5 separate regions of the Homo sapiens genome follow, and regions 1, 3, 4 and 5 are each linked to region 2. The links are chromatin loops, found by intact Hi-C in ENCODE. Cell type or tissue: Calu3. All regions are shown on one strand. Links, peaks and the distances in the headings refer to the core of each region. The heading gives the core; the rest is flanking DNA. Region 1 has its middle 71 kb from the start of UGT2B7. Region 2 overlaps TMPRSS11E (transmembrane serine protease 11E). Region 3 has its middle 52 kb from the start of UGT2B28. Region 4 has its middle 27 kb from the start of TMPRSS11B. Region 5 has its middle 47 kb from the start of UGT2A3.

Evidence for each region. A loop is a pair of places that touch in the nucleus more often than their neighbours do. Peaks named below come from ENCODE experiments on the same cell type or tissue, not always from the same donor. Only the 100,000 strongest peaks of a DNase experiment are listed, where the experiment ranks them.
Region 1: a loop joins it to region 2, with 13 times the contacts of the local background. A loop is called at or near these places in 9 of 110 quality-filtered maps.
Region 3: a loop joins it to region 2, with 3.0 times the contacts of the local background. A loop is called at or near these places in 4 of 110 quality-filtered maps.
Region 4: a loop joins it to region 2, with 5 times the contacts of the local background. A loop is called at or near these places in 15 of 110 quality-filtered maps.
Region 5: a loop joins it to region 2, with 4 times the contacts of the local background. A loop is called at or near these places in 4 of 110 quality-filtered maps.

What each region holds. Positions count from the first base shown.
Region 1 is chr4:69,023,280-69,028,230 of GRCh38, reverse strand. It overlaps the pseudogene UGT2B26P. Among named protein-coding and RNA genes, the nearest start is that of UGT2B7, 71 kb to the left of the region's middle. In Calu3, for the core only: a CTCF peak has its summit at 2,807; a DNase peak (open chromatin) is centred at 2,820.
Region 2 is chr4:68,495,971-68,500,921 of GRCh38, reverse strand. TMPRSS11E (transmembrane serine protease 11E) reads right to left here. Exons shown (of 10, transcript NM_014058.4): 10 at 3,318-4,279. The coding sequence ends at 4,118. Among named protein-coding and RNA genes, the nearest start is that of TMPRSS11E, 51 kb to the right of the region's middle. In Calu3, for the core only: no CTCF peak of the experiment used is centred there; a DNase peak (open chromatin) is centred at 2,301.
Region 3 is chr4:69,329,508-69,334,458 of GRCh38, reverse strand. No RefSeq gene overlaps it. Among named protein-coding and RNA genes, the nearest start is that of UGT2B28, 52 kb to the right of the region's middle. In Calu3, for the core only: no CTCF peak of the experiment used is centred there; a DNase peak (open chromatin) is centred at 2,938.
Region 4 is chr4:68,269,732-68,274,682 of GRCh38, reverse strand. No RefSeq gene overlaps it. Among named protein-coding and RNA genes, the nearest start is that of TMPRSS11B, 27 kb to the right of the region's middle. RefSeq lists enhancers at 1,513-2,087, 2,088-2,663. In Calu3, for the core only: a CTCF peak has its summit at 2,731; no DNase peak of the experiment used is centred there.
Region 5 is chr4:68,902,468-68,907,418 of GRCh38, reverse strand. It overlaps the pseudogene LOC101930041. Among named protein-coding and RNA genes, the nearest start is that of UGT2A3, 47 kb to the left of the region's middle. RefSeq lists enhancers at 1-891, 892-1,783, 2,675-3,567. In Calu3, for the core only: a CTCF peak has its summit at 2,538 (motif pointing left); DNase peaks (open chromatin) are centred at 578, 1,298 and 2,528.

The DNA.
Region 1 (4,951 bases), core at 377-4,376, 530 kb before region 2:
ATTATTTTAAACTACATCCTTACAGAACTTTCTAAGTATGTCATTAAATGTCCACATGATTTCTTGTACTTGTGAAAAATATGACCAAAACGTGCCTTTTGGAAGGGCTGCCCATCTCTTGACTAGTTGCATGATGATGTCCTCCAACTCAGTTTTAGTTAAAGATGCAGGATAAACTTAAGTTTAAGAGTAGGTAGGCTGTTGGGATCAAACAAATGGAAGCTGAAAATGCCAGTACAGGCACTTCATGCGCCCTCTGGACAAGCTCATCCAGGATTGTCTTTACATTCATCCAATGGCTGAATGCTGTGGGCCACACCAGCACCTTTCCACAACTTCCAGAGCTAATGTAACAGCTCAGCTGTATCAGCAGCAAAATTGAAGTCCATTTCATACACATCCTGGTGCAATGCAATGCTTTTTTCCATTTGCTGTTTCTTTCTGTCATTTATTATGGTTATATCCATGGATAAATCAATCACGAAGTTCAAATGTAACTTTTACACTTCAAAGGAAATATATTATCATTAGATTAACAGTCTGAGCATGTAGATGGCAAGGAGATAAATGAAGGTAGATGATCTATTTACACAAGTGTGTTTAATGTCCCTTTATGTTTATAAGTGCTATCTTTGAGCTAATATCAATGTTCTTGTATGGACACATCACTTGTCTTATGTAATTTATTTTAGAAAAGTTTCCAGAAACATAGTCATGAGAGGTCCATGTTTGTGCATTTTGTTTGACACAGAACTAAAGATAAAATAACAAAACATGGTTCAAATAATTTTTTGTATATTTTGTTTACATATAATTTATATACCACACAGCACCTTCAACTGAGGCATGGTGTGCAGTGCAGGCTGCCATTTTTGCTGTTTGTGCAAGTTAGCTGTCCTGCCCTTCGAGCTTTGGAGAGTCCAAATGTACATTTAGTGGAAGGAATTCCCCAGTTGCTGCACATCTGCTCTATAAAAACATGGCCAGACTGCTTCTTTAAGCAGGTACCAGATCCTGTTCCTCCTCACTGGGTGGGACTTCCCAACAGGGGACTCCAACCACTCCCACCAGTGTTCTTGTGTCTACAGAGATTTGAAAACTCCCTGTGACAGAGCTCCCAGAGAGAGTTATGGGCCGGCATCTTTGCTGTTTGAGTGACTTATCAATTCCAGTCTGTAAGCTTTGAAGAACCCATTCTGACTGGGGTGAAAATGATACACCAGAACAGCACAGCAGCCATATAAAAATGGGGCCAGACTGCTTTTTTAATTGAGTTCCTGACCCTCGTCCTCATTACTGGGTGGAGACTCCCAACGGGGATTTTTGGCTACCATCACTGGTATTCACAAGCTGACAGAGGTTCCAGGCATCCCTGGTAAAGAGACCCAAGGGGGCAGGGCAGGCTGACATCTTTGCTGTTTGGGCAACTTAGCCATTCCAGCCTTCTAGCTTTGGAGTGTCTGAGGCAACCGAGGGCTGAAGTGTACCCCCAGCAAAGCACAGCTGCTTTATGAAAATGTGGCTAGACTACCTTAAGCAGGTCCCTGATACCATTCCTTCTGACTAGGGGTCAGATCTCCCAAGTGGGGTCTCCAGCCACCTCTTAGAGGTATGTTTGTGGCAGAAACAGGTCCATATCTCCCTGGGATGGAGCTACCAGAGAAAAGGGCAGGCTGCCGTCTTTCCTGTTTCTCAGCCTTCACTGGTGATACCTCCAGGTACTAAAAAATCTGAGGTGAATAGTGACTGGAGTGGCCCCTAGCATAACACAGCAGCCCTACAGAAAAATGATCAGAGTGTAATGTGGTTGCCTGCTCCTGTATGTCCTCATCATGCAGATCTTCCAGGCCTGGGTCTCTAGCCAACACCTGCCCAATCTATCCAGCTAGTAGCAAATTGGCAACTCCTTGGAGAGAGCCACTGGGGCAACAGAAAGCCTCTCAGCCACTGCATCTGCAGTGAAACTTTCCTTGACTCCCTTGGACAAACAAAGGAGCAAAGACACTGAGCCATTGCTGGCTTGCATCTCTCTGAGATGAAGCCACAGGAACAAACAAAGTAGCAAAGCAGCAAGCCAACTGATGTGGATCCCAGAGCAGTGGGTGCAGGAGAATCTGTAGCAGTGTGGCCATCTCTGTAAGTTCAACTTTCATGAATAAGAGACCCTAGCCCTTGGGTAACAGTCAGACCTGATCCCTGCATGGTGATCCTGCACATCAGATGAGGCTGGTCTGATTTGAGACTCCTTGATCTTCTACCCTCAACTGGGGCCCCAGCCTTGCCATGCCTACTTACAGGGCAGCCAGAAACACACCATAGTTTCTGCAACAGAGGACCAGGCCTGACTGACAGAGAGTTCCAGTGACGCAGTCCCTACAACTGTGTACCAGTCTGCATGTTCCTTCCCATACTGCAGCTTCGACTGAGCCTCTCCCCTGAGAAACTCCTCACACCACTTTGCTGAGTGCATGTCTGCATGGGTGGATTTTGCTGTACTTGACCCACCAGCACACAGGAGTGCAGTGCATCCCTCCATGACCCCCCATCACATTCACTCAAATCACACTGATAGCCTTTGCAGCATTGCAAAGAGAGCTTTGATGGGCACAGAACCAGAAATCCCTGTCAAGCCAGTGCCCACCTTTTTCTGATGCTGCATAGAGGACAGGGGATCCTTCCATACCCTGAGTGATCACTTCTGCTTGCAGGGCACAGAGAAGGCACCCAGACTTGTGCTGGCAATCACCCCACCCTAAACAAACACCACCTCCCATGTAACGTCACACAGTCTCCAGCAGGGGTCTTCCATTCCCCTTCCAACTGCTTTGCTTCTGCCACTGTTGTGAACACTCAGAAAGAGGCAGACACTCCTGCACTCACTAGCACTCTGCTGCACTTGTTGCACCTTCATCACCTTAGTGCAGTAGACTTAAAGCCTTGAAAAGCCAGAGAACAAAGCTGGGGCTCAATGCAAGTCCATCAGAGTTAAAGCATACGGTCCAGGAGTTGGGAACTGAACTCTGCCCCCTCTACAAACAATGTCAGTTGGCTGAATCCACCTTATATCACAAACAAACCTTCAAGGCAATCAAATAGAATAAAAGAAAAAAAAATCCAAAGGCCAGCAACCTCAAAAATTGAAGGCAGATAAGCCCACAAAAATAAGAGAGAATCAGTGCAAGAACAGTGAAAACTCAAAAAGACAGAGTGCATTTTTTCATCCAAATTACAGCATCATCTCTCCAGCAAGGGTTTAGAACTGGGCTGAGGCTAAGATGGCTGAAATGACAGAAGTAAAATTCAAAACAGGGATATAAACAAAGTTTACTGTGCTAAATGAGTATATTGTAACCTAATGCAAGAAAGCTAAAAATAATAATAAAACATTGCAGAAGCTAACAAAGTAGCCTGTAAAGAGAAAATGTAACTGACCTCATAGAGTTGAAAAGAACACCACAAGACTTTTATAATGCAATCACAAATAAAAATTGAAAAATAATAGCAAAATAAACCAACTGAAAAAAAAATTATGAGAGCTTTAAGACAGGCTTCATGAAATAAGACAGGCAGGCAATAATATAGAAAAAAGAATAAAAATGAATGAACAAAACCTCCAGGAAATATGAGATTATGTGAAAAGAATGAGTCTATGAGTATTTGGTGTATCTGAAACAGATGGAGACAATGAAATCAACCTGGAAAGTATATTTCAGGATATCATTCATGAGAACTTTTCCAATCTAGCTAGAGAGGCCAAATTTAGAAATGCAGAAAACCCCAGTGAGATAATCAATGAGAAGCTCATCCTCAAGACAAATAATTATCAGATTCTCCAAAGTCAAAATAAAAAAAAAACATGTAAAAGACAGCTAGAGAGAAAGGCCAAATTACCTACAATGGGAAGCTCATCAGACTAACAATGGACTTCTCAACTGAAATCCCGGAAGCCAGGAGAGATTGGTGGCCAATATTCAACATTCTTATAGAAAAGAAATTGCAATCTAGAATTTCATATCCAGCCTAATAAAACTTCATAAGCAAAATAAGAACCTTTTCAGACAAGCAACAGCTGAAGAAATTGGTTACCACCAGACCTGCCTTGCAAAAATTTCTGAAGGAAGCACTGAATATCGGGGGGGTGGGGGGTGGGGAAAGAGCGTTACCAGCCTTTACAAAAGCATACTGAAGTACACATACTAGTGACACTGTGAAGCAAGCACATAAACAAGTCTGCAAAATTGCTTGATAACATCATTATGACAGGATCAAGTCCACACATATCAATATTAACCTTAAATACACATGGGCTTAATGCCCCTATCAAAAGACACTGAAGGGCAAGCTGATTATAGAACCAAGAACCATTGATATGCTGTGTTCAAGAAACCCATCTCACCTGCAGTGACATATATAGGCTCAAAATAAACCAATGGAAAATAATCTAACAAGAAAATGAAAAAAAAAAAAAAGCAGCAGTTGCAATTCTAACTTCTTACTAGACAGACTTTAAACCAACAAAGATAGAAAAATGACATAGAAGGTTGCTACAGATGTATACGATTAAGATGATGAAAAGGAGGCAGAACTAGTTTGCAGCTTCTACTCGAATGGATAGAGCAGTGTGTTGGGACTCATGTCATGAACTGTTTCTCCAAGGATTACAGCAGGAACACACCAGGAAAGCTGAGAAAATTCACAGACTCTCTGAAGGAACTGGATCACCACTGCAGGCTCCCTGAGATGCTGAAAAACTGAGTCTGCTTGCTTTCTAGGTGAGGAGGCTTGTGGTTAGCCCTTCAGAGTTGGTCCAAATTGAAATGAGGAGAATGGGCCTTTAGAGTCCTACACGTGACCAGGCATTGGATATGGGCTGTGTTGGAAAAGTCACTACATGCTAGATAGCTTTCAGCAGAGATGTACTGAGAGAGAGCTTATAGGTGAGGTATGTCAG
Region 2 (4,951 bases), core at 266-4,265:
CCATTTCTTCTTTTTTATTTCACGTATATTTATTTGTTTGCTTTTATTACTCTTTATTTTTATTTAATAAATCTTTATAGAACAACTGCCATAAACAATATTATAGTTTCCTGTGAACTGTGAAGGATATAAAAATGAACCAGTTAGTGTCCCCACCCTCATGGAGTTTACAGTCTAGTTGTTGAAATCACATCTGTCTGCACATGTGAAATACACAGGTAGATATTCTAAGTACAGAGAGTTTTACAAGTAGTAAGGAGCCATGTGAAAAGAATATGGCCGTTTCTTAAAAATCTAAACATGTACTTACCGTATGACCCAGCATACTCTAGGCCATAAATCTCAGAAAAATAAAACTTATGTCCACACAAAAGCTTACACACAAATCTTCATAGCAGCTTTATTTGTAATAGCCAAAACCTGAGAACAATCCAAATGCCCTTCAGTGGGTATACAGTTAACAAACTGAGGTACAGCCCTATCATGTAATACTACTCAGTAATAAAAAAAGAATTAACTACTGACACACACAACAACTTGGACAGATCTCAAGAAAATTATACTGAGCGAAAAAGCCAACCTGAAAAAGTTACATATTGTATAATATATTTATATACCATTCTTGAAACAATAAAAATTATAAAGATGGAGAGCAGATTAGTGGTTGCCAGGGATTAGAGACTAGACACAGGCCTAGGGAGGGAGCTGGATGGCTGTCGGTAGCGTGATGTAGCCTTGTGAACAAACTATCTGTATCTTGGTAATCACATGAATCTACATATGTAATTAAATTACATAGAACTAATTACACACACACCTACACACACATATATAATTGATTGCATCCTAATAAAGTTAATGGATTGTCTCAATGTCAACTTCTTCATTGTAATATTATACTACACCTAAGCAAGATCTTACTATTGAGGTAAACTGAGTAAAGGGTACACAGAATCTCTGTGAATTATATCTTACAGTTATATCTTAACCGTATCTGAATCAATGATTATCTGAAAATAAAAAAAATTAATGGTAAGGAAGTTCAGAAGAAACGTATAGTACATCCACTTGAGGAAGTAAAAAAAGGCTTCAGGGAAGAGGCGACATTTGAACTACACCATAGATCTTGATATAATCCAGCCACTCGGTGGTTAATAAAGTTTATCATTTTTTAAAATTGAAGTCAAAAGTTAGAATGAACCCTCACATTGACAGACCACTTTGATAAATATGTTTCGGAATTATCCCAGTAAAACTTTTTGTAGAATCAGAAATTTTTTTAACTAGCACATTTTGTTGGTCTAATTATCTTGTCATTTCAAAAAAAAAAGGTATTCAGCCTGTTATAATCAAATACCATATTTTTTAAAACAAGAGTGTAGTTTCATTATAGCAACAGTTATTATTACTATGGTCTCTTGAACACCTACTAATGTTCCAAGAACTGTGCTAAGCACTTTTTAAACATTCACAGTTTTATTTCCACAACAATCATTTGAGCAAATATCATCTCTATCTTACGGGTGAGATTATAGGCTTAGATAAATAGTAACCGGCTTAATTCACTCAGTGTAAAATCTGGGATTACTTTTAAAAATCAATGTGTAAATAATAATAAAGCTATGTTTTCTGCATAATGTAAAAATAAAAGAGTCATTCAACAACATTTATTGAAGGACTGTTATATACAGAGTACTTTACTAGTGCTGTAGGAAGAGAGATCGAAGATATAGAAGAGGAACTGCCTGCCCTCTTGAAAAAAGTAATAAATATTATCGTCACATCTTCTTAACTATCTCCAATGAAACAGTTAACACAGACATGCAGATAAAACCCTTTGGTAATTACTTTTCAAAAGAAGTTACCATTTTAGAAATGTATTACCTATTTCTCTATGTACATAAAGTTTGAACTATCGCTCATATTTTCACTTTGACCCAAACTTCTATTTCTCAAATCCTTTGTAGAAGGAAATATCAAAAGTATTTCTCTTAGGAATAAGATGTCATTGCAAAATTAAGCTTTTAAAATTTCTTCTTAATTTAAATTGCTCCAGGTGCTTTTGCAGAGGGAGTTCCTCAAATCATGCAACATAAATTTTATTTTAGTTTGGAATCAAATGTCCAGAAATTTGAAAAATACGAATAATGATGTAAATCAACACGAATTAATTTTTAAACGCCATTTGCAAAGAAAAACTGTATTCTTTTGGTTTCACGAGACTCTAATTTCAGGTACAGTTCTCATTATTACTTACAGATCTAGACATCCTTCTTGATGTCAGGCTTCCCCATAGCTTCCTACAGCTTGTGGGTGCCACCTAGAGGCCCAACTACAGAATACACTGAAACAAGAGGAATCCATTTTTAACAGAACACTGAGAGTAGTTTTAAAGGTACTTATATCCTTGCTTAAAATTCAAGGTTTTCCTCAATTTTGTTTTTTCCCAGAGCATTTTGCTAAATGAAACAAAAATAGCTTATGCAAAATATTTAGCACTATCAATTCATGTCAGTTTTCATATTTTTGCCAAGTGCCTAAATGTTATCAGTTCATACTCCAGTGTTATTCAGATCAATAAACTTAAATTTTTCGTGGCAATACTGGTTTTCAGGGTAATTATTGTACAATATAGAACTTATATGAGTAGCTATATGCAATGAGGACAGACTTGGTGAAATCTCACCATTAACATGCCGTACATCATGGTACCAGTCCTAACTTCATTACGGTCTGGATTACTTGAAAGCTGTGTCTCTAACAGCTCAGTAATAATTTACCAAAACTAAAAATCATGAAGGTGGCCAATATCATGCTTTTACTCTTCAGTTTTGTTATCCAGGCAGTTAGCCATTCAGTGTCACACTAGATGCAGCAGTGAGGCAGCTTCCAGGATATTTTCTCTATGGTATCTTTCCATCTCAGCGAAGAGGAGTCTAACAGGACCATTAACCATGTATGAACTGTAAACACAGCAGCAGGGGAAGAAAAATATCTACAATCATCTCAAAATAGAGGTCTGAGCCCCAGTTCAGTTGCATGACTAGACTGTACACTAACACCTGGATCTCATTCCCTTCAAGGATTTGCTGTTTGGGAAAGTCTTAGATGAATAAAACCTTTCCAGTCAATTGTTTGAACTCTTCGTTCCCTCCCATTCCACAACACAATTATTTTAGTACATAAGCATGCTGATTGTTATTAAATTAATTTTCATCCTAGCCTCAAATTTTAAAAAAATTTACAATAAATTGACTAGTAACATTTTTCCCATCTTCCCCTTCTTTGTGGATTATCATATCATAATGTCAAGCAAATGGGTGATTTATATTTTATTGTTATATGTTGACATCCTCAGTAACAATGTTAAATAAATATTTGCTTTAATTTGCTTAGAACAAGTACATTGCATGAAGTTTGTATAATTATTATAGGTCACAAAAAAACAGAATCTTCTTCACATTTATCATAGTAGTTGTTTGGAAATGAAAATAAGGATATATCTTGGCTTCTTTCTGGATTTCCTTAACTTAGTTCCCATACTTCCTAAATGATGAAGTGATTGGTATTCTGCTGTCTTTGCTTGACCTTTCATAATGAATATGATCATTTCTAATATTCCACTAAGAAAAACACCTAATACTTTTCTGTGCCAATAAAATGTAGGGGATTTTTTTCTTCTTATATTTTCTTTCACTCCTTGTTCTGCACCTTGAAAATGGATATTTGCTGAAATGAGAGGAGCTGAGGAACTGAAGAAAAGGAGTGCTTCAAATTGTATATATGCATTACAAATTTATGTCAACAAGTCAAAATTCTGACAAAACTTCTAGAGAACAAATGAATACAGGCTGTAATGTAATATTGTATTATCTATTTCTCTATGTACATAAAGTTTCAACTATTGCTCACAGATGACAGAGTTGATCTGGCAGAAGCAGGATGCTTATGTGCGGAACAGAGCTGGGAAGAAAATACATGCATCAAGCAAACAGTTTATTGAGATCAGTCAAATCTAGCTGTTTTGCAAGTCTTCTCCAATTCTGTATCTCTAAAAATGGCCTCCACACCCAAAAAACAAAAAAAAATGTTATCTGTTCCATGAGGCTTTTCTCTCTTAGATACCAGTTTTTGAAGTAATCCAGTCCCGCAAGGCCGTAACTCTAGTATAAACACCAGGCTTGTTGGGTTTCGCACATTCATCTCCCCAGCTCACTATTCCAGCAAGGTACCAGATATCTCTAGCATCTGAACTAACCAGTGGTCCTCCAGAGTCACCCTAAAGGAGAAGACAGAAATTAGTAATTCATAATTCAGTTCATTACAGAGGAATTGGCTATTTTTCTAACTTAAGAATGTAATGAAAGGGGTAATTTTCAAAAGTATTCCGTGTGTTCGCATGCATAAGTGATTTTCTCCATCTATGTCAGTTATCCACCTAAAAGAGGACCTCCAATACCTTGAAAACTGATGAGATTGAAACCTTGAAACCTTGAAATACCTTGAAACCTTCAAAACAATGAGATTGAAGCCTCCATCTCTTTGAAGAACTGTACTCTTAACTTATGTGACACATCTGACAAAATAACTCCCTAATTATTTTGTCTATACTCTTTATTAGTGTAACATAACCCCCCAAAAAAGGGAGTGAAGAGTCTATTACTGATTTTAAAAAAACAAACAAACAAAAAAAAACAGACATTAGAGTCAGACACCAGGGTTTCTATCTCAAGTTTGGCCTTTCCATGCTGGCTAAGACCTTTAATTTATTTATCTGTAAATGCTCCTAATAATACCTACCTGTGATGAGTGCTATGAAGATGATGTAAGACAGTGAATGTAAAGTGCTTAGTCTAGCAAAAGGCAGAACTTAGGAAATGCATATATAAAATCACAAATTCTCATTATTTATATCCTGCAAACTCCAGAGTTTTGATTCTTTATATGGCTT
Region 3 (4,951 bases), core at 470-4,469, 830 kb before region 2:
GACTTAGAAGAAATATTAAAAGGAGTCTGTCAGACTGAAATGAAAGTATGTTGGGCAGGCCAGGCACAGTGTCTCATGCCTGTAATCCCAGCACTTTCAAAGGCTGAGGTGGGCAGATCACCTGAGTTCAGGAGTTTGAGACCATCCTGGCCAACGTGGTGAAACCCTATCTCTACTAAAAATACAAAATTAGCTGGGCATGGTGGCAAGCACCTTTAATCCCAGCTACCTGGGATGCTGAGGCAGGGGAATCACTTCAACCTGGGAGGCGGAGGTTACAGTGAGCCGAGATTGCAAAATTGAACTCTAGCCTGGGCAAAAAGAGTGAATTCCATCTCAAAAAAAAAAAAAAAAAAAAAAAAAATAGTATGCTAGGCAAAAGCACAGAAAAATAAAAACTTCACTAGTAAAGGAAAATATATAATCAAATATAGAGTTCTGTAGTTAATGTTGGTGCATAAATTACTTTTAGTTCTGATATGCAACTTAAAAAACAAAAGCATAAAATAGCTATAAGTGTACACAAATTAATAACAATATAAGAAGATATCTTCAGTGATATTAAGAATATTAAGTGGGGATGGGTGATGTAAAGGGACAAAGTTTTATATGTGATTGAAGTAAAATTATAAACTTTAAAGTTTTTTTCATTTCATTTAAATAGTTTGTTATAATTTTAAAATGCTTCATGTAATCCTCATGCTAAACACAAACAATACACATAAAAGATGCAAAAAAGGTTGTGAAGAAGGAATCAAAACTTATGCATACAGCAAAAATTTGTAGTATGAGAAAATGTTATAGCAAAAAATAACCATATTACAAATGATGAAACATCTCAAATAAGCAACCTACCTTTACACATCAAGGAACTAAGAAAGGGAAAACTAAGTCTAAAGTTTGCATAAGAAAGCTACCTTTTCCATAAAACAGAAAATAATGAATGTTAAAGAGAGTGTAGACAAATAGTAAGTCTTGGGCCCTGTCTATAGGAATAAAAAATGGTGAAGTCACTATGGAGAAGAGTATGAAGCTACTTGAAATAAAACAGAATTAGCATATTGTCGAACAGTGTCACTTCGGGGTATTTTTCCAAAAATAATAAAAATCAGGATCTTGAAAATATATTGACAGACCCATGTTGTGTGCAGAATTATTCATGATAGTCAATGCTGGGCTTCCTAATCCTTCTTCATATGTATCTGGCAGCACATCAGGACTGAGAGACAACATGTCTTTTGTATAGAGGCTGGAGAAATCTTTAAAAAATTAAAAATTACACCCTAAACAAAAAAGAAAGTCTGATTTCATAGTCCATTAAAAAATCAATGTCTGGTTTTCAAAAGAAATTATGAAGTGTATAAAGAAACATGAAATTACTGCCCATTCAAAGTAACAAAATAAACTTACAAAAACAATTTCTGAGAAAGCAGAGACACTGAAATCACTACACAAATGATTTTAAAATAACTGTCTTAAATGTGTCTAAATAACTAAAGGAATCAATAGACCAAGACAAGAAAACAATGAATGAACAAAATGATATCAATCAAGAAAAAGAAATTAAAGAGGAAACCAAAAGGAAATTCTGGAGCTGAAAAGTACAATAATGGAAGTGAAAAATTTACTGGAAGGTTTCAAAAGCAGATATTAGCAGATAGAAGAAAGAATTGGCAAACCTGAAGAAAGAGTCATTGAAATTATTCAGTCAGTTAAAAAAAAAGGAAAACAAATAAACAGAACCTAAGAAAATTGTAGGGTATTATCAAATAAACCAAAATATACACTGTGGGAGTCTGAGAATGAGAAGAAGCAAAGAAAAGGATGCAAAGACTATTTCAAAAACTACTTGCAGAAAATAAGAAAAACGTAATAAAGTGCATAAATCTACAAATCCAAGAAGCTCAACAAACCCCAAGTAGGATTACCTCAAAAAGATCCTCACTAAGACACATTATAATCAAGATGCTCATAGTCAAAAGAGTAAGAGAAACTTGAAAACAGGGAAGTGACTCTTCATAAATAAATCATTTTTTGTAAGATTACCAGACAATTTCTTATCTGAAACATTGGAGCCAAGAAGCGGTGGACTGACATAATTGAAGTACTGAAAAAAAAATGTTAATAAAGAATTGTACATCCAGAAAAACTGTCCTTCAAAAGTTAGATAGAAATTAGGACGTTTTCAGATTTTTAAAATGCAGAGAAAGTTTACTATTACCATACCTGCCCTGCAAAATATGCTAAAGAAAATATTTAGTTCTAAATAAAAGGCTGCTGGGCAGCAATGTAAACACATGTAAAGGAATAAAGATGTGTAGTGAAGGTAAATTCATAACAATTATAAAATATAATATTTTTGTAATTTTGGTTGTGATTCTACTTTTTTTTTCATAATTTAGAAGACAATTGCTTAAAAGACAATTAGTAATCCATGTTATTAGGCACACAATATACAGAGATATAATTTGTCACATCAGTAACAGAAAAAGAAGAGTGATGGAACTATATAGCAGTAGAGTTTTTATTCTGTTAATGTTAATAACCAATAAGTCAGAAAAGAAATCACAAAGGTAATTATAAAATACTTTAAAATCAATAAAAACACAACATGTCAAAACTTTGGAGATGCAGTGAAAGCAATGCTCAGAGGAAAACTTATACCTATAAATACCTATATTAGAAAATGATTAGGGGAAAAAAACTGATTTTCTATATATTCACTCACAACACAGAATTTCCAGCCACCAATATGTGGATGTTTTACCTTCACAACAATTCAATTTAATTCTCAACTGACAACTGTTTTTCCTACAATTTAATTCAAGTATGCCACTATCTACATGGCAATAGCATGAGATGCCACAAGTAAAGGGCTTAATCTCACTGGTCTTCAATCCAGACGCCAGTTGCAAGTAGTGAGTCTCCAGGCTATCCATTAACTACTGACTGGCTTGGCTACAAATTATGACCCCATTCTCAGGGTGAATAATTTACTAGAGTGACCCACAGGATCTTTCCAGGGGCTGGGCTCTAGCATTATCCAATATTGCTTAGACTGCCTGACACAGTTCGCTAAAGCCTCACTATCTTTCCAGCCTGACTCTCATTTTTGGTTTATTTCCTGGAAGAAAATTTCCTATAATTATATTTTCCCTGAATGCTACTCCTCACTAAAAACAAATTCAGGCATTCCCAGGATAGAGAAGATGGCACTCATCTCTCCTAAGACACTTTTCCATTTCATGAACCAGTATTGGTCAATCCACCAAGCACATTGTTTCCTCTGTATATCAATAACCTGAGTAAAGTTAGAATACATGTTTTGCACCCCAAAATGTTAGATGCCCCATAATAAGTACAGATAAGGGGTAGTCATAGAAAAATGTAATTTCATTTGTATGCCAAAAGGCCTCCCATATCCTTCCTTATTTTAGGGTGGAGCTGTTTCCCAGGGGAACTCAGATTCAGCATAAAATGTCCACTGCTTAATTCTGCCAGAAACCCATTGCTTTTGCATTCACATTTGTGGATAACTTTCTCTCCATAAATCAAAGTTAATGTGTTTGTGATTAGCACACTGTGGCTGCTGGGTGGGCTGTCATTGTTCATTATAAAGCTTCTAAGCATTTTGTGATCAAAATGTACAGTTATGCAGTGATCTGTCTTCTGAGAGTCATAAAAAAACACCATTTAAAATTCTAGTAGACAGCAAGTCCCTACATTTTCTTCCAGGAAATAAAGAAAAAAAATGACATCTTCTTTAGCAGAGACAGCCTGAAAAATAGGAGTCAAAAAACTGCCTATTTACTAGAGTTCCTTTTAGTTATTAACAGTTGATCCAGTTCATTAACATATAGTACAACCAGAGTGTCTCCCAGATTAACATCACGCACTTTTACAGGCTGCTGTTTCACTTTGTCGGGTTCCAAAAGCGCAGCTGATCTTGGCAAACATACAGCTTCACAATTCCAGACATCTAGTATAATTGTGCTAAGAGATCATATTATGCTCTTGCTCTGAGCCTTTCTGGAGATAATAATATATTGTTGTATTACCTTCATTGCATAACACACTTATTCATTCCTTTAACCTCAGCGATGATTTCTCTTTCCCTCCATCTGTCATTTATTTTTACCCCAAATTTTCTACTACTAGAAGTGTTGTGAGGTCCACCCACTGGGCTAGCCCTGATTGCTGGCAGCAATCCTAGTCTAGAAAGTTTTTTCCTTCCAGTCTACTACCATTTATATAGTATATGGTTATATAAATACAGAAACCATGGTCTATCCTGACCACGATTCAACATAGTAGTATTTACTGTTAGTTCCAACCTTGCCAGATACGGTGAATGCACCACAGTCAACTTTATCAGGTCCTTAAAAATTCTGACACAAAGGTTTAAAGTTATAGTTGCAAATTCTGGTTTAGGGATTATCCTTGCTTCTGGCATGAACACTTGCATCCCTGGTCTTGGGACCACTGTGAGAGGTGCAAAAAAAAAAAAAAAAAACTTGAGATGATCTGATGGAGAAATATATAGTTGCACCAGCATCCTCCTCATTCCCTCTTTCCCAGAGACTCCAGAAAAGTAGGGGTATGTATGGAGTAGATATCCTTTGTTAGTAGGAATCCCCCTTCATGTTGAATTGAGCACACACTTATGAAGGCATGTAGGCCCATCCTTCATGTCTGTATATCCTTCTGATTTAGATAGTATCTTACATCATTTATGCTGCTTTACAAAATACCTGAAGCTGGGTAATTAATAAAGGATGAATATTTTTTTTTCACAGTTGTGGAGGTCAGGGGTCTAAGATCAAGGACCAAGCAGGTCCAGTGTCTAGTGAGGGCTGCTCTCACTTCCAAGATAGGGCCTTGTCCCTTTGTCCTCAAATGGTAAGAGAGACTTATGGGACAAACTCACCCTCAAGCTTTTATATAAACACTA
Region 4 (4,951 bases), core at 313-4,312, 230 kb after region 2:
TCCCCCACTGAGCACCTTGTGACCCCCGCCTCTGCCCACCAGAGAACAACCCCCTTTGACTGTAATTTTCCACTACCTACCCAAATCCTGTAAAACGGCCCCAGCCCTATCTCCCTTCACTGACTCCTTTTTCGGACTCAGCCCACCTGCACCCAGGTGAAATAAACAGCCTTGTTGCTCGCACAAAGCCTGTTTAGTGGTGTCTTCACACGGATGCGCGTGACAGTGGCAGTGAGACAAATGATTACATACTTGTGAGACATTATTTAGTGCCCAGTAAATGAACAGTTTACATAAGATAGGTGAACATTTGAGGAAAAAAGAGAATAGAGGGAGCAGATGTCTCAGGGGAAGGTGAAGGAATTATTAATCTCATCTTACCTTTGTTCTATACATGGAAGACAATTTAGCAGTCTTTTGAAGAGGCTGATTTCTGTTTAGTTAATTTATTACCTAGTATAATGCCTGTGTGACATAGCTGAACTTCTACCTCACTGTAACTTTCCTTATTTTTAGAAACAGGAAGGCATGCAGACAGAAGTTCCTCCTCAGGAGAATTGGTCAAAAACCAGTTAGAATCAAGATGGCTGACTGAGTGGCCGTAAATATATCTCAGACTTCATTATAATCCAATTTTCATGCTAAGTGACACTTCCAGCCGGGTCATGATAGTTAACAGTCGCCATGACAATGACCAGAAGAAACCATAAAAGAACAAGAACAAGGTTGGACTCTGGTTCTGATATCACTGCCCATTTCCAGAAAGGATATGAATATTCCTCCCCTCCCTTTTAATGTCCAAGCCTTTCCTTAAAGAGACTCTACATTTTAACTCCTCACCTCTCACTAGGTGAGAAGTTGATCTGTGAGCCATGTTCCTGTTTCTCCTTTCTTTGCTCCACTCGATGCTCATGTTTGGTTTTGTGTATTGGCTCTGCAATACCAAACAAGGAAAGATCCCACTTTTGGGACTACCAAGTTTATTGGGACTACTTAGGGAAGAAAACCTAATGACAGTTAGCAAGGGAAGGGTTATGATGAGGCATGACTGATCTCCCGTCCCATTATGGTTGTGAATGCAGGTTTTCTCTGTGGTTCCCTTTGTCAAGAGGAAATCCATTCAGTCAGTTGTGGGGGCTTAGAATTTTATTTTTATTTCTCAAGTCACAACCCTTTACTGACACAAAATTCTTTGAAATTTTTTCATAGAGAAAACTTACTAGTATGAAGGTGACTGTCATATATCTGGCATTCACCTACAATGGTAGTTGTGAAAAAGAACTATTACAGCCTAGCACAGCTCTGAGCAAATGTATTGAGATTCTTGTAAATCAGAATTTTGCTATATTCATATCTATATCATTCAAAAGTATACATAGCTTTGAAATGAGATTACCACCACGGCTGACAATGTAAGCTCAGTTTTGTTCTCTGTTGATAAATCTCTGATACACTGAAAAATTCTAGTTTAATATGGCTGTGTTAGAATAAGAAATATGTTTGGCAATCTGGTTCCAGGCACAAAACTCCTAAAACCCTTGGAATTTTCTGAGTGATAGAAGTTTCTTTTGTTATTCATAATGAGCTCCTTAGATTCCTGAGGCTGAGTAATTTCAGTGACCTTAGTACCCAGTTAGTACAGCACCAAAGTGTTTGTATCTTCCCTTTTCGCCTCCACTCATTTGTAAAGTACTATGCAAATACATATCAATAGTCAACCTTAACTTTCTTTGGTGAACAAATTCCGTATGGGCATATGGAGATGCCACTCCTGCAAAAACAAGTTTCTAGAATTCCCAGGAGAACTAAGAAAATAAAATACTACATTTTGGTTTGTTTGTTTTACTTTTTGGGGGAGTTTTGCAAAAATCAATTACAGAGTCAACTCAATTAGGTCAGTAAAATTCTTGTTAGGTGACATGTGGATCCAAAAGCATAGCAGCATAAATATATCAAGCAAATACCACCTACATTGTTTCTACCTCTATTTTGTGGAAGCTGAATCCTGGTAGTTCCAAAGAGTAGAATGACTGACAGCTAGCTGTTCCTTACAGTTCTGTCATTTTAGGCAGACACAGCCATCAATGAGCCATGACCTAGGAGGGACTATTTCTCAAAGAGCAGTAACATTCCTCTGTAGATGGCTGCTAGTCAAAACAGCAGCCCACATTTTCTTCCCTGTCTGCCCACAAGAGTTTTTTCAGTGGTTGCTAGTATTGCTTCCTTTTGCCTTCCCATCTCTATTTCTATGCACGCCTCTGACCGAAAAGACATTTATGTTCAATGACTTGAAAACCTTTTCAAAAAGTAATTTTGGTAGGCAAATGCCATAAATAAATTTTTTTTCTTTCTTCTTTTTTTTTTTGAGACGGAGTCTCGCTCTGTCGCCAGGCTGGAGTGCAGTGTCGCGATCTCGGCTCACTGAAACCTCCGCCTCCCGGGTTCAGATTCTACCGCCTCATCCTTAGTAGCTAGGACTACAGCTAATTTGTGTGTTTTTAGCAGAGACGGGGTTTCACCATGTTGGCCAGGATGACATTAAAAAGGTTTTCTTTAGTATGGATCTTTCTCACTTGTTTTAGAGTAACTGGAATTACTAGGGATAAAATCCAAAGAAAATTCTCAGCTCTTCACTTAAACACTGTGGTCATCTCCCTCTAAGTTCTTTGATTTTTTAATTTATTTTTTTCTGTCCTTACACACCATCTAGTGGACATGTGGGGTAATGACTAAAATGTAAGTGGTAAGAGCAAAAAGTCCTGAATCGTCAGTGAGCCAGTTTTTGAGTAATGAAATAATCCAAATAACTAAGCTTTTAAAACTGACTATTAGTTACTTAGTTTGGGTTAAAAAATGTTCCCTTTCTTTCCCAAATTTCATAATGAGAGCAATGCTGACATTTTAATCAACAATGAGAAATTTGTAACGAATGTAACACATCCTCTAATATTTTCTCAAGGTGCATCCTTTACTAAAGATGATAGTATATTGATTAATTGGTTTAAAAATAATGAGTTTAAATAAAATATTTTATCAGAAAAATAAAAACTGTAGACTTTTAGTTCACATGACTTTACTTATGGATTTGGACTTTTCAGTTAATGATGGAATATGTTAAGACATTGGGGGGACTGCTGGGAAGGCATGATTGGTTTTGAAATGTGAAAAGGACATGAGATTTGGGAGGGCACGGGGGCAGAATGATATAGTTAGGCTCTGTGTCCCTACCCAAATCTCGTCTCTAATTGTAATCCCATGATGTGGGAAGATCTGGTGGGAGGTGATTGGATCATGGGGGCAGTTTCCCCTATGCTGTTCTCATGATTGTGAGAGCGTTCTCACAAGATCTCATGGTTTAAAAGTGGGTTTCCCCTGCGTGCTCTGTCTCTCCTGACACCATGTAAGACATGTTTTGCTTCCCTTCCACCAGGATTGTAGTTTCCTCAGGCCACACCAGCCAGAAAGAACTGTGAGTCAATTAAACCTCTTTTCTTTATCTTGGGTAGTTCTTTATATCAGTGTGAAAATGGATGAATACAGAGAATTGGTACCAAGAGTGGGGTAATGCTATAAAGATATTTGAAAATGTGGAAGCAACTTTGGAACTGGGTAATGGGGAGAGATTGGAACAGTTTGGAGGGGCCAGAAGAAGACAGGAAGATGTGAGAAAGTCTGGAACTTCCTTGAGACTTGTTGAATGGTTTTAACCAAAATGTTGATAGTGATATGGATAATAAAGCCAAGGCTGAGGTGGTCTCAGATGGAGATGGCAAACTTATTGGGAACTGGAGCACAGGTCACACATGCTTTTTTTTTAGCAAAGAGACAGGTGGCATTTTGCCCCTGCCCTGGAGATCTGTGGAACTTTGAACTTGAGAGAGATGATTTAGGGTATCTGGCAGAAGAAACTTCCAAACAGCAAAGCATTCAAGATGTGGCCTGGTTGATTCTGAAAGTGTTCAGTCATGCGAGTTCACAAAGAGATGGTTTGAAATTGGAACTTCTTATGTTTAAAAGGGAAGCAGAGCATAAAGGTTTGAAAAATTTGCAGCCTGACCAAGAGGCAGCTAAGAAAAACCCATTTTCTGGGAAGGAATTCAAGCTGGCTGAAGACATTTGCATAAGTAACAAGGAGTTGAATGTTAAGAGCCAAGACAATGAGGAAAATATCTCCAGGGCATGTGAAAGATCTTCACAGCAGCCCCTTCCATCATAGGCCTGGAGGCCTAGGAAGGAAAAATGGTTTCATGTGAACTGGGCTCAGGGTCCCCCTGCTCTGTGCAGCCTTGGGACATGGCACCCTGCATGTCAGCTGCTCCAGCCATGTACAGCTTGGGCCATTGCTTCAGAGTGTGCAGGTCCCAAGCCTTGGTGGCTTCCATGTGATGTTGGGCCTTTGAGTGCACAGAAGACAAGAGTTGAGGTTTGGGAACCTCCACCTAGATTTCAGAAGATGCATGAAAACACCTGGATGTCCATGCATAAGTCCGTTGCAGTGGTGGAGGCCTCATAGAGAACCTCTACTAATACAATGCAGAGGGGAAACATGGGATTGGAACCCTCACACAGGGTCCCCACTGGGGCACTGTCTAGTGGAGGTGTGAGAAGAAGGCCACTGTCCTCTAGACCCCAGAATGGTAGATCCACTGACAGCTTGCATTGTGCATCTGGAAAAACCACAGGCACTCAACACCAGCCTGTGAAAGCAGGCACAGGAGCTGTACCCTGCAGAGCCACTCAAGGCCATGGGAGCTCACCCCTTGCACCAGTGTGCCCTGAATATGAAATATGGAGTCAAAGGAGATTTTGGAGCTTTAAGATTTAATTAGTGCAGAGTTGGGTTTCAGACTAGCGTGGGGCCTGTGGCCTCTTTGTTTTGACCAATTTATCCCATTTGGAATGGGAACATTTACCCAATGCCTGTATCCCCATTGTGTCTTACAAGTAACTA
Region 5 (4,951 bases), core at 470-4,469, 410 kb before region 2:
CAAGGCTCTTTTGAGCAAAACCTAGATAACAGTCATCTAGGTTGCATAGCAATAGTCATGTGTAATCCTGGGTTATGAACCTGTCACAATTTTATTAATTGTTCTCCTTCTGTATCCCTGCTTTCGTGCCACCGTAAGCCTGCACCAAGTTAGCCCACCCCTTTTTTAAAGTGTGTATAAAAGTCAAGTGCTGTCTTTGTTGGGGGCCCCATCTTTGGATGGTAAGTCCGTTGGGTCTGAGTGTACTCAATAAAGATATCCTCCTCTATATACCCCAAGGTCTCTCTCGGGTCCTCCTGATCCGCTACACACCTGGTGACCCACATGGGACTGAGAGACTGCAGCTTGGCTGGCTTCTTTGCCTGTGGGCGGTCTGGGGCCTCGGCTGTGGGAGACCCTTAACTTCAGGACCCATCAAGGGAACTTAAGCCCAGAGAAAGGAGCTGTTCTCCCGCGTCCCCGGTGCCCCTCCCCTGACAGCACAAGGGAACCCGGAGGGGTTGCAGGACGGTTCCAGGAATGGCGCCCTTTCTTCAGAACCATGGTAAAGTTTTGGGGCCCAAGGCAGGACCTATCCCATAAGGACAGAAGGGGAGCCTGATCACCTCCCAGGGAGTGACAACTAATCCAACACAGAGAGGCTGGGGGACGGTGAGAGTGGCTCACAAATTTGGATGAAACTCACACCCCAACCAACACAGGACGCGAGAGTGGCTCGCTAAGTTAGTTCAGAAGGAAACTGGATGCAGTGAGAGCGGTTCACTGCCCCAACCAGGATAGGGAACTGGGAGCGGGGAAGTGTGTGAGTGCGTGTGAAAGAGACAGTTCTGGGAGGAACCAACGGGAATGACATGTGTGGAGCTGCTGATCTCTTAGTGTAGGCTGTACGCTCCGAGCAAAATGTAGGACCAACCGGGTCCAATCGGTCTAAAACAAAAGGAAAGGTGAATGTGCTGCATCATAACTGGGAGGAAATGGGAGGAAAATCGTGGAAACCCACCCCATTGGAATGTATGTTAAAGAACTTTAAGAAAGGCTTTGCAGGGGTTGAGGGAGTCAAGTTAACCCCTCAGATGCTGAGAGCTCTCTGTGAATTAGAATAGCCCTTTTTTGGTGTTGGCTGGCCTGCCAAATGTGCTACAGATAGGGAGAAAATTGGCCGTGTGTTTAAGGTGGTGACCTGAGTTGGAGGACAGTCAGATAATTCAGACCAAATTTCCTTATATTAACTCATGGCTGAATGCAGCCCTGTTTAGCAGCTTATTGAAGAATGCTCACAGCTCAAGCCAAGAGAAATCAATTGTGCTGCCAGCTACAAAGACAAAGTGAAAGCTTCGCCTGTAAACAGAGTTAAAGGGAAAGTCACAGGAGCTTGTAGCGTGAGCAAACAGAGACAAAAAGAAAGCCACAGGAAAAACCAGTTTTTCAAGAACCACTGGAGGGAAAAGAGACCCCTCCTCCATATGTTCCAATCTACCCCCGCTTTCCCCAGGTTAACTGCCTCTGAGGAGTCAAGCTCAAATGGATACATGCCCCCAGTCTCTCTTGAGAGGGAAAAATCTGAGCCCTCACTCCAGGAAGTTAAGGTGAAATGCTAGGAAAAACAGGCAAGCCACCTCCAGTCAGGTTGTGTTAGGGCTATGCAAATGCCTCTCCTGGAAACTAGAGGACCCCCACTAGAACCCAAAGGAATGAGGCAGCCCAACTATAGCAGCTGCCAAGATACCAAGAGGCACTCCTGCAAAATTTAAGGGAAGGCGGGAGACAGGCAATCAATATAGGAAAAATCTCAGAGGGGCATCAGGGTGCAGATGAAAGCCCCAGCCATTTTTATAAAAGACTTGGTGAGGCCAGTGCATGATGAACATGGCATTTGTAGAGCAGGCCCAGGGGGATATCCAGTGAAAATTGCAGAAAATGGAAGGTTTTAAAGGGATGAATGCTACTCAGCTTATTGAAGTGGCCACGAAGGTGTACATTAACCAAGATCAGGAGGCAAAGAGGGAGGCTAATAGAAGGCTTGAGAAAAAGGCTGATTTGCTGGCAGCATCCCTCATGGATGTGGGTATGGACATGGGCATGGAAGAGGCCAGTCTGGACAGGGATTTGAGGGCCAGCCGAGGCTGGAAAGAGATCAGTGTGAGCGGTGCAAAAGAAAAGGACACTGGAAGGATGAGTGTCCAGAGAATAATAACAAGGAGGACAGTCAGGGCATTCAGACCAAATTTCCTTATGTTAACTCATGGCTGAATGCAGCCCTGTTTAGCAGCTTATTGCAGGATACTCGCAGGTCGAGCTGAGAGAAATCACCTGTGCTGGCAGCTGCAAAGACAAAGTGAAAGCTTCGCCTGTAAACACAGAGTTAAAGGGAAAGTCACAGGAGCTTGTAGGTTGAGCTGAGCAAAAAGTGAAAGCTTCTCCGGCAAACACAGAGACAAAAAGAAAGCCACAGGAAAAACCAATTTTGCAAGAACCACTGGAGGGAAAAGAGACCCCAGGGCAGTAGTATAGGAAGGCCACCTACTGGTGGCTGCCACACCAGGGAGGAACCAGACATCGATCTGATTGGACTGGCAGGGGCTGAAGGATATGAGGGTAGGACAGACCAGGCTGCTTCTCTTTGGGACCCGAGGAGCCCATGGTCAGATTAGAAGTTAGAGGCCAGCTAATGGACTTTACGGTAGACACCAGAACTAAACACTTAGTAGTGACCTGACCTATAGAGCCACAATCCAAGAACTGTGCAACTATTGTAGGAGCCACTGGAGTCTCTGAAAAGTGGCCTGTCGGTCAAAGAGGTGTGTTATAGGAGGATGAGAAGTCCAAAATGAATTCCTATACCTCCTAAATTGTCCAGTTTCTTTGCTGGGAAGAGACCTACTTCAAAAACTGCAGGCACAGATTACATTTGGGCCGCAAGGGAATGTAACTTTAAACGTAGTTTGCCCAGAGGCTATGATGTTAACCCTCACTGTCCTGCAGGCTGAGAAATGGAGACTATGCAAAAAAGACTCCGGAACCAGGAGTAAATGAAATGCATGGGTTACTTACTAAAATTCCCAGAGTTTGGGCTGAAAGTAATCCACCTGGACTGGTGCCAGCGTAAATCAGGCACCGGTGGTGGTAGAGTTAAAACTGGGAGAAACTCCGGTTCGGGTCCGACAGTACTCGCTACTCCCTGAGGACATACGGGGTGTCCACAAACATTTAGAGTGGCTTCATAAGCATGGAATCATAGCCAAATGCCAGTCACCATGGAACAACATTCTCTTGCCAGTGCGGAAGCCGTCTGGGGAATATAGGCCAGTACAGGATTTGCATTCAGAAAACCAGGCCACAGTGACCATCCACCCAGTGGTGTCAAACCTGCATACCTTAATGGGACATATTCCAGCAAGTGCCACTTGATTTACAGTCCTAGATTTAAAGAATGCATTTTTCTGTCTCCAGTTTGCACCAATTAGTCAGGCTAGTTTTGTTTTTCAATGGGGGTAAATCACAGTACACTTGGACAAGATTCCCACAAGGATTTAAAAACTCCACTACAATCTTTGAAGAGGCACTGGCCTCAGATCTTAAAGTCTACACCCCACCGAATAGTTACTGTGTCTTGCTCCAGTACATTGATGATCTTCTTCTAGCAGCCCCAACTCAAGAGGACTGCTTCCAAGGGACCCAAGACCTCCTGCACCTGCTATGGAAGGCAGGATATAAAGTGTCAGGGAAAAAGGCTCAAATTTGCTTTGAAAGTTTCCAATATTTAGGCTTCTATATAAGCTAAGGGAAAAGATGGCTTGGTTGTGAATGGAAGCAGGTGGTTTGTGCACTTCCTACTCCAACCACCTGGTGAAAAATAAGAGAGTTCCTAGGGGTAGCAGGGCTCTGCCACATCTGGATCCCAAATTTCTCACTCATGGCTAAGCTATTATATGAAACCACAAAGTGGGGGAAAAGGAGACCATCCTCTGGGAGGCCAACCAGGAGAAGGCCTTTAAGGAAATCAAAGAAGCCTTGACTCTGGTCCCAGCTTTAGGACTGACAGATCTAACGAAGCCTTTCTTTTTATATGTCCACGAGCAAAAGGGAATGGCCATAGGAGTTCTAACTAAATCCATAGGATCATGGCACTGCCCAGCGACGTACTTATCCAGGCAATTAGATTCTGTGGCATTTGGATGGCCTCCTAGTTTTAAGGCATTAGCTGCCACTGCTCTGCTGGGACAGAAAGCTAATAAACTGACTTTAGGACAGCAAATGACGATCCAGGTACCACACTCGGTTGTAACTTTGATGGACCAAAGGGGGCACCATTGGTTATCAAATCCTAGAATAACTCGATACCAAGGGCTCCTATGTGAAAATCTCTGCATAATTTTAGACTGTGAATACCCTAAACCCAGCTACCTTGCTTACCATTGAGTCAATGCCAGGAAGCCCCCTTCAATGCTGTGTGGATGTGGTAGGTGAAGTGTTCTTAAGCCAGAGAGATTTGACAGATCAGCCCCTCGGGGACCCCGACATTGGATATTTTACTGATGGGAGCAGCTTCATACTAGAGGGTGTCCGCCAAGCTGGGTATGCAGTGGTGACTTTGGACTCAGTAGTGGAGGCGAAGTCTTTGCCTACAGGATCTTCCCCTCAGAAAGCAGAGCTGATAGCTCTGACAAGAGCTCTCCAGTTAGCAAAAGTCCAGAAGGCAAATCTTTACAGAGACTCCAAATATGCTTTTGCCACTTTGCATGTTCATGGGGCTATTTACAAAGAAAAAGAACTCTTAACTGCTGGAGGTAAAGAAATAAAGTACAAGGAAGAAATTCTATGACTCTGAGACACTGTATAAGCCCCCAAACAGGTAGCAGTAATGCAATGTAGGCAAAAGGCAGGAACATTAGAGGCTAAAGGAAGCAGAAAGACAGACAAAGAGGCAAAGCAAGCTGCAATGGCGACTCCA